Linked DNA regions of Homo sapiens: regions 1 and 2 are each linked to region 3. The links are chromatin contacts, found by Hi-C or POLR2A ChIA-PET in ENCODE. All regions are on one chromosome and are shown on one strand. The core of a region is the stretch at or near the end of the contact, and the rest is flanking DNA. Distances in the headings are between cores, read along the strand shown. Region 1 overlaps FNDC3B (fibronectin type III domain containing 3B). Region 2 holds the start of TNIK (TRAF2 and NCK interacting kinase). Region 3 holds the start of PRKCI (protein kinase C iota).

What was found. A loop is a pair of places that touch in the nucleus more often than their neighbours do. ChIA-PET counts read pairs that join two places held with the same protein, here RNA polymerase II (POLR2A). Pooled maps may share reads with other maps.
Region 1: a pooled map shows a loop between it and region 3 (2.5-fold over the local background). The contact joins the enhancer-like site here to the promoter of PRKCI in region 3. A Hi-C loop is called at or near these places in 1 of 37 single-sample maps with no recorded cell type and 1 of 50 pooled maps. POLR2A ChIA-PET finds 5 or more read pairs at or near these places in 1 of 52 experiments (activated T-cell).
Region 2: a loop to region 3 is called in a pooled map, with 9 times the contacts of the local background. The contact joins the promoter of TNIK here to the promoter of PRKCI in region 3. A Hi-C loop is called at or near these places in 6 of 50 pooled maps. POLR2A ChIA-PET finds 5 or more read pairs at or near these places in 2 of 52 experiments (PC-9 and activated T-cell).

The regions. Positions count from the first base shown.
Region 1 is chr3:172,140,297-172,144,027 of GRCh38, forward strand. The region is part of intron 3 of FNDC3B (fibronectin type III domain containing 3B); the gene reads left to right. Among named protein-coding and RNA genes, the nearest start is that of FNDC3B, 100 kb to the left of the region's middle. RefSeq lists enhancers at 219-1,042, 2,231-2,280. Within about 2 kb of position 2,360, at least 11 of the 41 ENCODE cell types and tissues checked have a DNase peak (open chromatin) inside an H3K27ac peak, as active enhancers do.
Region 2 is chr3:171,458,792-171,462,119 of GRCh38, forward strand. TNIK (TRAF2 and NCK interacting kinase) reads right to left here and starts at 1,614. Exons shown (of 33, transcript NM_015028.4): 1 at 1,216-1,614. The coding sequence starts at 1,272. LOC102724479 (a long non-coding RNA gene) reads left to right here and starts at 427. Exons shown (of 3, transcript NR_189068.1): 1 at 427-600. RefSeq lists a silencer at 1,244-1,303 and an enhancer at 2,315-2,815.
Region 3 is chr3:170,221,017-170,224,244 of GRCh38, forward strand. PRKCI (protein kinase C iota) reads left to right here and starts at 1,408. Exons shown (of 18, transcript NM_002740.6): 1 at 1,408-1,754. The coding sequence starts at 1,654. RefSeq lists enhancers at 939-998, 1,069-1,128, 1,139-1,298 and a silencer at 1,479-1,768.

The DNA of each region.
Region 1 (3,731 bases), core at 1,110-3,609, 1.9 Mb after region 3:
ATATATATTTACGTGTGTGTATATATATTTGCTTCATTAGACGATTTTTCCATTTTCCATGATTGGATTTACATGAAATTTGGAGAAAGATTGAAGAAAAATTACTTTCAGCTTTGTGGAGTACTCTTGATCTCTGAAATGTTTGGGGGCTCTATTTTGCACATGACAGTTAGCAATTCCTCTCAACATGGACTGATGCACAGCTATTTGTTACAAGTAGACATTCCATACGCTGACCTGAGAAACCCTTTTACAGACAGCAGCTTGCTGCTGAGTAACTGGAAGTTTACCAGCAGGTGGTTTCCACCAGGGCCGGAAAATACTGACGGGCCCAGAGCAGAAAGTCCAGGTTATGGAAGGAATGAGAGCAAAGGCTGTGATTGTACGTGCAACTGTCATCTTGCTGGGATTGTGTAATGTCATGAGGCTGGGTTACGTCAATACCAAACTATGTTGCTTTCCTAGGAGGTTTTAAGTCCCTCTCAAGGGAGGTACTCAGGGTATATGCTGCTTCCTGCCTTTCTCCTTCTTCCTGTCTCAGTTATCTTGATTTTTATGTTTATTCTTATATTTACATAAGAACGGAATGTTAAACCCTTAGATAAAACTGTCACCCAATGTTGTGTCATCAGACTTAAGATGAATTGGTGTTGAGTTCTCAGAGTACAGCTCTGTAGTGTGAATCCCTGGTCATTTCGTAGCTAATGCTTAACCTGTTAGCCCCAATTTCCTCTCTTAAAATGGGAACAATGATAGTACCTATCTGATAGGATTGTGAGGATAATCCATTGTAAGTGTCATTATTCTTATCATCATTATCTAGTTGTATACACAGCTTTACTGATTTTTCCCCCCCCTAAATAGATGGCATGATTGTGGGCAATGACTTCATTTTCCTACTTGTAGAAATCAGTTGAAATTCTAGTCTCCCTTTCATTGCTTATTTATGATAGACTTGCTTTCATAGGGTTGCTGGTGATGGCACCAGTTCAAACATTTTAGATGAAGGTTTATAAGAATGTGTATACTGTTCAGATATGGGGTTATAGCTAAAACAATGGGTCCAGTGTTCCATGAATTTAAAGTAAATTTTGTTGTAGATTTTTAGTTGTTGGTTTTCTTTTGAATAACAGCCGTTCACTCTTGCACCACGCCTGAGCAGCTATATTCAGAGAAGGCTGTATCCTCTTATTTTATCCAACAAAGCAGTTTTTCTAATGTGCCTCCTTTTACATTTTCATTGAATTCCATACTTCTGGCTGGGCATAGTGGCTCACGCCTGTAATCCCGACACTTTGGGAGGCCAAGGTGGGGCAGATCACCTGAGGTCAGGAGTTTAAGTCCAGCCTGGCCAACATGGTGAAACCCCATCTCTATTTCCCCCTAAATACCAAAATACAAAAATTAGCTGGGCTTGGTGGTTGGCACCTGTAATCCCAGCTACTCAGGAGGCTTGAGACAGGAGGATCACTTGAACCTGGGAGATGGAGGTTGCAGTGAGCTGAGATCGTGCCATTGCACTCCAGCCTGGGAGACAGAGTGAGACTGCGTCTCAAAAAAAAAAAACTTGTTTCCATACTTGTTAAAATTTTTATTTAGTGCATTCTGTTTCTTAGGCAGTACCAAGAAGCAGTCAGGGCTATATATTGGGAAGATCATTATAGATTTTGGAGTGAGATTGCCTGGCTCAAAAATCCCCTGCACATTAGATGTATATTGTAAAATTAGTTCCTTAACTTCTCTACACCTCAGTTTCCTTATCTGTAGAGCTGGAATAGTAATTTCTCTCTGGAAGGATTGCTGTGATTAAATGAGTTATTGTGTACAGAGCACTAAGAACAATTTCTGAGTCATAGTAGGGGCCCAATAAATAGGAGTGATTACTAAGCTTTCGCTCTTTATTATGGGTGGGCATTGACCCCCCCTTCATTTTTTGTTAGCTAATCATTTTTAAAGCATTTCAGAAAGCCTATGCGAACTGGAGTTATTAGGATTTTTTAGATGTCTTCACGTTTAAATTCTAACACTTCAAAATAACATGTTTAAAAGTTATGCAATCGCAGTTTAACTCCTCAACCCTTCTGCCCTTTAGGCTTGTTAAACAATGATTAAAATGTCATCTCTGAAGGTACCACTGCTTAGAGTTCTTTAAATGTCACAGATCTTTGCATGTCAGATAATTCAGAAAAGCGAGCAGTGTCGCATTACCTCAGTGGTTGGCCACAGGCTATTTCACAGCTTGTAGTCTTTCAGTTCCTGCTTTATTCTTTCTGTATTTTTTACTCTTGTTCTTGCACTTCCAACCTGAAATAGAAAAGTTCATGTTACAAGTGTCTTTAAGGAAGACTGGATTAAGTTCTTCAAGGGCAAGGGTCAAAGCTTAGTCATCTTTGTATCCCAGAGCCTATCCTGCATGCAGGAGGCATTCAGACTGAAGGAAAGTCATTTCCTGATACTTGTCTTAGTCTGTCTGGGCTGCTATAACAAAAATACCAGAGACCGGGTGGCTTATTAACAACGGAAATCTATTTCCTACAGTTCTGGAGGCTGGGAAATCCAAGATCAAGATACTAGCTTCTTTGGTGTTTGAGGAAGGCCTGCTTTCTGGTTCATAGATGGCAGTTTCTCTCTGTGTCCTCACGTGGCTGAAAGGCCTAGGGGTCTTCTTGGGCCTCCTTTATAAGGACACTAATCCCTCATGAATGGGGATTAGTGTCCCTCATGATCCAGTCACCCCTTCTAGTACCACCCCTTCTAATACCATCACCTTTGGGGTTAGAATTTCAATGTATGAATTTGCGCTGGGGTAGGGGACACAAACATTCAGACAGTGATAGTACTGCTGAAGATAAAATGATGGAAAAATTCTCTTAGGTAATTTAGAGAAGTTATTTATTTTTGTTGTTCTGAAAAGGTAGTTAAATTTAGTTATTTTCACTCTTAGTTCCTCAATTTAAGATAATGAATACAGGCATGAGTGTGTTTCCAAAAACAGTAATTCTGAAAAAGTCCAATATATGGATTAGCTTCTCTTACCTGTAAAAATGCATGAGGGAATCATTATATTCATGCTTTTAATAACTTTATTTTGGGGGAGAATAGGATGGGAATACCTTAGAAAATGTTAGGCTATTTAATCCTTAAAGATACATCAACTTTTTCCCAAACTTTGTATTTATTTTTGTGTTATTAACAAATATTTTAGGTTACTCGTTAATTTTATTAATATTTTATGTTTTCTTGCTGTTGGAAATTATAGCGTTTATGTATAGTAATAAATTCTCGGTAAACTCTGTGTCAGACCCAGGAACAAATTATGCTTTAGTAAATGAGGGTTGGGGCGGTGGCTCATGCCTATAATCCCAGCACTTTGGGAGGCCGAGGCGGGCGGATCATGAGGTCAAGAGATTGAGACCATCCTGGCCAACATGGTGAAACCTTGTCTCAACTAAAAATACAAAAATTAGCTGGGCGTGGTGGCACACACCTGTAGTCCCAGCTACTCTGGAGGCTGAGGGAGGAGAATCGCTTGAACCTGGGAGGTGAAGGTTGCAGTGAGCCGAGATCGTGCCACTGCACTCCAGTCTGGTGACAGAGTGAGCCTCCATCTCAAAATAAATAAATAAATAAATAAATAAATAAATAAATAAATAAATAGTAAATGAGGCTCATTCGTGCTTGTCAGTGTTTGCATTGATGTAAAGAAATACTTGAGACTGTGTAGCTTATAA
Region 2 (3,328 bases), core at 364-2,863, 1.2 Mb after region 3:
TCCACCCTCCATACATCAAGTATATGCACTCGCTTTCTTTTTAATTTTATTTTTGGTTCGGGAGAGGAAGAAGCAGTCCTTAAATTGGTGTCCAATCCTTCTCAGACACCCGCTGCTGCCACCATCCCCACCCCTCACCCCCTTCCAGGCAGGCAGCATCTAATTAAAATGGCAAGAAAGCTCTGCCCCCTTCCCCAAAGGAGTGTGTTGGGATCGGGAGTTGGGGGTGGGGAAGCGTCGAAGCAGCACTTGGATTCCTGGTATTCTGATCTCAAAACAACAGCAAAATGGATTCTATATCAGTGATGTCTTAGTCAATACAATGAAACGGCGTCTGAGGTAATTCACGTGAAGGTAAACGCAAACCAGTGGGGCTGGGGGGAGGGAGGTGCTCTACAAAGGACTGGCCACAGACACGGGGAAAACACACACAGACACACACACACACACACTCGCACACACTCCAGGGAGTTCCGGTCTGATTGAGGAAAAGCAGAAAACACATCCCTTTCACCTGCTTAAGTTCAGCCATAAAACTGAAACGTTACAGCCACAAAGTCAGAAAGAACAGGCAGGGCTGAGTTAAAGCCATAAATAAAGGTGAGTGGCAGACTGGCATTTAAGGGAGCGCTGAGAGGGCGCCCGGGCGCGGGAGGTAGAAAAGGGGGAGGGGGAGGCAGTTGCCATCTACAAGACCAGCATAGCAATAACTGCCCCCTTGGAGCGGCAGGTTCGGCTTCGCGGGGACAGCCAGCCTCACAATGTCATCTTGCAGGTAGCTGGAAAACGTGAGGGGCCAGTGCCTTTATTCACGCTGGCATTCTTTTTGCAGAAGGGACAGTCGGGTCTCGCGCCTTGGCACCAGACAACTGCCCGGGGCGTGTACACACACACACACACACACACACACACGCACACACGCCTTTCATTTTAATGCTCTTACACCGGTATAAGATGAAACTGGCATAAGCTCTACGAGCCCTCGGGAGAGCCTAAGCCACGGCCAGAGGAAGACACGTACCGCACAGCCCCTGCCGTAGGGGCTCAGCCAGGAGCACCTCAGCAACCCCGAATCAAAACGGGAATCCAGGTTCCCTCCCCGACGCATTCTCCCGCTGCTGTCCCCCTGCCCCAGCCCCAGCCCCCAGTCCACGCACCGAGCCCATTCACCCTAACCCAAACCACTGGAAAGAAACCAGAAAACGTCCTGCTCACCCTCAGAGCCGAGAGATCTATTTCATCCAGGCTTCGAGCCGGGGAGTCGCTCGCCATGTCTACTTCTTCGCTGGAGAAATGGACCAAAACCACCCCGAAGCTTTTCCCTTGGAAATTCCACCTTGGTCTATTTCACTCGCGTCCTCATGCGGGTGTCGCGCCAGAGGCCCCGGGCCCAGCCTCCCCCGCCCACCCCAGCCCCACAGCGCCGGATCCCGATCCTCCGCGCGTCGGTCCGCCGGGTCCGGGAGCCCAGCCTGCGCGGATCTCCAAGCCCCGAGCAGCGGTGCGTGTGGGCTGAGCGCCCCGATCGGCTAAGGGCGCTGGGGCTGCGTGGGTGTATTTAAATGGGACATGCTTCTTTGCTTGTGCGTGGATGGCGGCTGCATTGGCTGTTATAATGAGACACATCAACTCCTCCACTCAGCAGGGGGAGGGTGGGGGTGGAGAACCACGCAGAACTGTCTATCACCGCTTCCTGGGAGGAGTGAAGGGGGAGTGGGGAGGCGGAGGAGGCGTGGTCTTGGACTGGGGAGAGGCCGCGCTTCCTGACCCGGTCCCTCTGCACCAGCGTGGAGGGGGGAGGGGCGCGCACCCTTTCCGCCCAGGCTTTTGCGGGCTCCTCGGGCCGAACCCGAAGGGGCTGTTCCTGAACCTTGACTTGTTATCATAGGGACCCAAGCTCTATTTTTGTGTGGCCAATTCGTGCACTGCAGCAAAATGGCCCTTCAGTCGCGTCTTGGGGTTTCTCCTCGGTTCAAATGCTCTCGCGCTGAGAAAAAGCCGGAGGAAAAAAAAGCGACACCCTCCCTCCCCCATTAATTATTTGTGGGGCCGGAGTAACGCGGGCTGGTGCAACCGGTGCATATAAGGACTTGTGTGCAAGGAAGGGGATCCGCCTCCAGGCGCGGAAAGAGTAGGGAAGAAGCGCACACGCACAGTGCACCCAGCTGGGCGCTTCGGCAGTTTGCAGCTGCGGCGGGGTCGGGTCCACCCGCGGTCCCCGGAATGCCGGACGGCTGATCCCGGGTGCTGGTCACTCGCCGATTCGGGGCTGGGAAGGTTTGCCAGAAGCGGGAAAGATGGGAGATCTGAGCGCTCTCTTGGCATCGCCACACCCAGGACTTGCTCGTGCCGCAATTCCCCACGGAAACAACCGAGTTGAAACGAGAAGCTTGCTCTCTGGGTGCAGTAGCTAGAAGGCTTCAGGTAACTCCAAAGCCAACACTGGGTGAGGCAACACACGCCGCCTCAGGACTCAGCATTTCTTTCAGGCTGCGTTTTCGTGGCAGACCTACCCAGATTGATGGAGAAAGTTTGGCTGGCGGATAAGAAGTAACGCGGAAGATGTGTACGTGAGAGCGATTTCACTTCACTCACTTTCTCATTTAAAGGTTGGATGTTTTACAGTGGTATACATGATTCTCCTTCTGTAATCAAGAGTGGGAAGTCGCTTCCCCCAATCCCCGCGCAGCCCTTCTTCTCCCGCCTTAGCCATGCAAAATACCTAGAAAGAAAACACTAAAACTGAACTTTTTTCCAAATACAGCAGTAGCTTTGAAAGCATTCTTTGCTCCTCTGTTAACAGCAGAATGTAATTCTGACCACTGCACTGATGGTTTCTTAATCATGCAGTATGAAGATCAGCTTCAAAATAAGTCTTATGAATGAATGAATGAAAGCCAGTGCAGTTAGTTCATCATGACTGCAGACATTAGAGGACTTTGAAACAACCTTTGGTGTACATTGTACTGTTTTTGTTACTGATATTGTATGTATTCATATGCATTGTGGATCATGCACCATGAAACTTGAAAATTGTTCCAACATCTCAATGGCCACAACAGTTTGGTAGCTTTTGCCTGTAAACGTTGTATGTAAACATTTGAACGTGTTATACTAAATTACTAAACTCATTTTTTACTAAAATCATCTGGTTCGACATAGTAAGTAACGTGCAGTAAGCCACCACGTCGAAATGAAAAAAAAAAAACAGATTATTTCCCATCATTGTCTTTGTTTTTTTCTCTTCTGTGTTCCTGTTTTTTTACCGTTCATCTAGACAACAGGTTAATGTATTGTCTCAGGGTTGAAAGAAGATAATTTAAGATCA
Region 3 (3,228 bases), core at 158-2,657:
GTAGCAGTTGGAGGATGTCGTACCACGCTGAAGTGTCACACATAACTGATGACTCAGTCCCCCAAGCCTATTTTATCATCGTAAAGAAAGCTATTTCTTTGATTATTCCAACTCTTTCAGCACCAGGACTGCTGCAGGGGCTGGATTCATGCTACCTGTAGTTGCAGTGTAAATTATGTGTCAGAGCCAAGATCCTAGGAAAGTCAAAGACTAGGTTACAAGAGCGATTCTTTTTTTTTTTTTTTTTTTTTTTTTTTGAGACAGAGTCTTGCTCTGTCGCCCAGGCTGGAGTGCAGTGGCACAGTCTTGGCTCACTGCAACCTCCGCCTCCCTGGTTCACGCCATTCTCCTGCCTTAGCCTCCCGAGTAGCTGGGACTACAGGCGCCCGCCACCACGCCCGGCTAATTTTTTGTGTTTTTAGTAGAGACGGGGTTTCACCGTGTTAGCCAGGATGGTCTCGATCTCCTGACCTTGTGATCCGCCCGCCTCGGCCTCCCAAAGTGCTGGGATTACAGGCTTGAGCCACCGCGCCCGGCCAAGGACGATTCTTTCTAATCTTTGGTAAGCCAGTTTTTACAGAATGAAATGCTCTTGGATTGACTGACTTGATTGGGTAAGTATTCATTGGGCTCTTGTTCCATGCAAGGGCAGTCTACAAGGGCCTAGATATGGGGGCCCCCAAAGAAGAAAAATCGGTTTTTCATCATATTTTCTGGTTGAGTTTCTTCCTTTATTATATTTGTTACATATGTTATTAAATTATTTCCATAAAAGAGGTTATGCTGAGCAGGTAACCAAATTCTTGTTCCCCCAAAAGACATGTATAATTCAGACGATTTATGCAATTAGAAGAAGGGAGACTTCATCAGTTAATAAAGTCTAGAACGTGAGGAAGCCCAGTCATTTCCAGGACCTTCAGATGCCCAAGCTGGATCCAGGTTTTCCACCCCGACAGCTCCAGGGAGCACGCTGGAGAGACAGACTTCACCAGCGGGAAGGCGCGGCACCCTACGCGCAAGGAACCTCAAGTCCCAGAATCCTATGAGGACTCCAAATCCCAGAAACCTGCACGCAAATCTATCCCGGGTGCCAAGTCGGCCGACCGCAGACGTGACCAAGTTGCGAGGCTAGGGTGAGGTGTCGTAGAATTTGTCCCTACCATTGTCCCTGCAGGGAAGAGACTTTAGTGATCTAGAGCTGGTCATTGTCTCTTTCACAGCTCGCGTGAAAGCACCCCTCTCGGCGTGTTTGATGCCATGATCAGCGTCTCCCATTCCCTCTGTCCCCTTTCTCTGCCCCCGTAAGGATGGTTCAGCCCGGTATTGAGGCTCCTTGAGCTGGCTGGATGGTTGCGCCCGCCCTACCCCGGAATGTGGGCCTTTGGAGCGAGCGAAGTGGGAGGGACCGACGCAGGAGGTGTCTTGGGCCCGGGCGGCTGTAGAGGCGGCGGCGCCTACGGGCAGTGGGAGGAGCCGCGCGGTTCCGGCTGCTCCGGCGAGGCGACCCTTGGGTCGGCGCTGCGGGCGAGGTGGGCAGGTAGGTGGGCGGACGGCCGCGGTTCTCCGGCAAGCGCAGGCGGCGGAGTCCCCCACGGCGCCCGAAGCGCCCCCCCGCACCCCCGGCCTCCAGCGTTGAGGCGGGGGAGTGAGGAGATGCCGACCCAGAGGGACAGCAGCACCATGTCCCACACGGTCGCAGGCGGCGGCAGCGGGGACCATTCCCACCAGGTCCGGGTGAAAGCCTACTACCGCGGGTGAGTGTCCTGGGACAGGGCGGTGGGCGGGAGGGGACAGGCCGGCTCCACTCGGCCTGGAGGAGGGGAGGGTGAGGGGCTGGAGGTGTTGTGGGCGGATTGGGCTGGGCGGGCGGGCGGCTCCGGTGACTCAGGGTGAGTGACGAAGTGATAGGGGTGGGGGCGAAGCAAGGGGATGCAGTACTGGGGGCGCCCCCAGGTATGGCGGTGCGGGGAGCCGAGGGGCCAGAGTAGGGTCCGAGAAGGAAGCTAGGGTTAGAGTAGGTGCACCTGGTGTGGACGAGAGACTCGCCTCCTGAGAGCTTTGTAGGGGCCTTGCATCCTTAAGTCTGGGTGTATTTGGGGTTGCGAGTTGAGGATTCCAAGTGATGCCTTAGTTAACTCAGTTTGCTGTGGGGATAGAAAACGGGACTTCTTCAGTTAGCTGTCCGTTTTGATTACCAGCAGGCCTAACGCCTCTGGTTCTCTGAGATATACCTCCATCCCCGTTGTGTTCACGTAGTGTATCTGCACTGCCAGTATATTAGACATAGGGGTTGTATTTAAGAATCAAGTCGATGCGTTTTCAGGGACGTGCAGTGGGTACTTACGTGTCGTCAAGATTAAGTTGCATGTGTGTAAATCAAAATTTTGTGAGCCTTTCTTTCTCAGTGTTGTTTCAACGACTACCCGATAGGGTGAGATACTGCAAGGTGAGGAGACTAGCCTAGTTACAGTTTTAAATTCTCTGATCTTCACTCCCTTACTATGGTTACAAGAAAAAACCCAGTTCTAAGTTCATTGTGTTAAATCATTTTCTATCAGTGACGCAAAGTGCCCCCCTTCCTTTAAATTCAGTTGTGGTTTGAATTTTTTTTTGAGATAATTATGTTTAGGAGCATTAGAAACGTGAAATGTTAGTGTGACCATAAAGGTTGGAGACTGAGAAGTCACAGAAAACCCAGCTACTTTGGCTTGCCTTACTGCTTGTCCAGGTAGAAGTAAATTGCTTTAAAAAACTCAAGCAGTGCTAGGTTGAAATTTTAATGCATACTTTTACATTCCTGAGAGGATCAGTGAAGATAGCAAACTCTCAAACTACCTCTCTTGTTTTGATTTCAAAGAAAATCTGAGCCCCTAAATGTTGTATTGATTTGATGTAAGGACTTTTTTTTTTATTATTATACTTTAAGTTTTAGGGTACATGTGCACAATGTGCAGGTTAGTTACATGTGTATACATGTGCCATACTGGTGTGCTGCACCCATTAACTCGTCATTTACATTAGGTATATCTCCTAATGGTATCCCTCCCCCCTCCCCCCACCCCACAACAGTCCCCAGGGTGTGATGTTCCCCTTCCTGTGTCCATGTGTTCTCATTGTTCAATTCCCATCTGTGAGTGAGAACATGCGGTGTTTGGTTTTTTGTCCTTGATGTAAGGACTTTTAAATTTGCTGCCATGAAGCCTCTGGCCTCTGTTTATTATTAGCTTG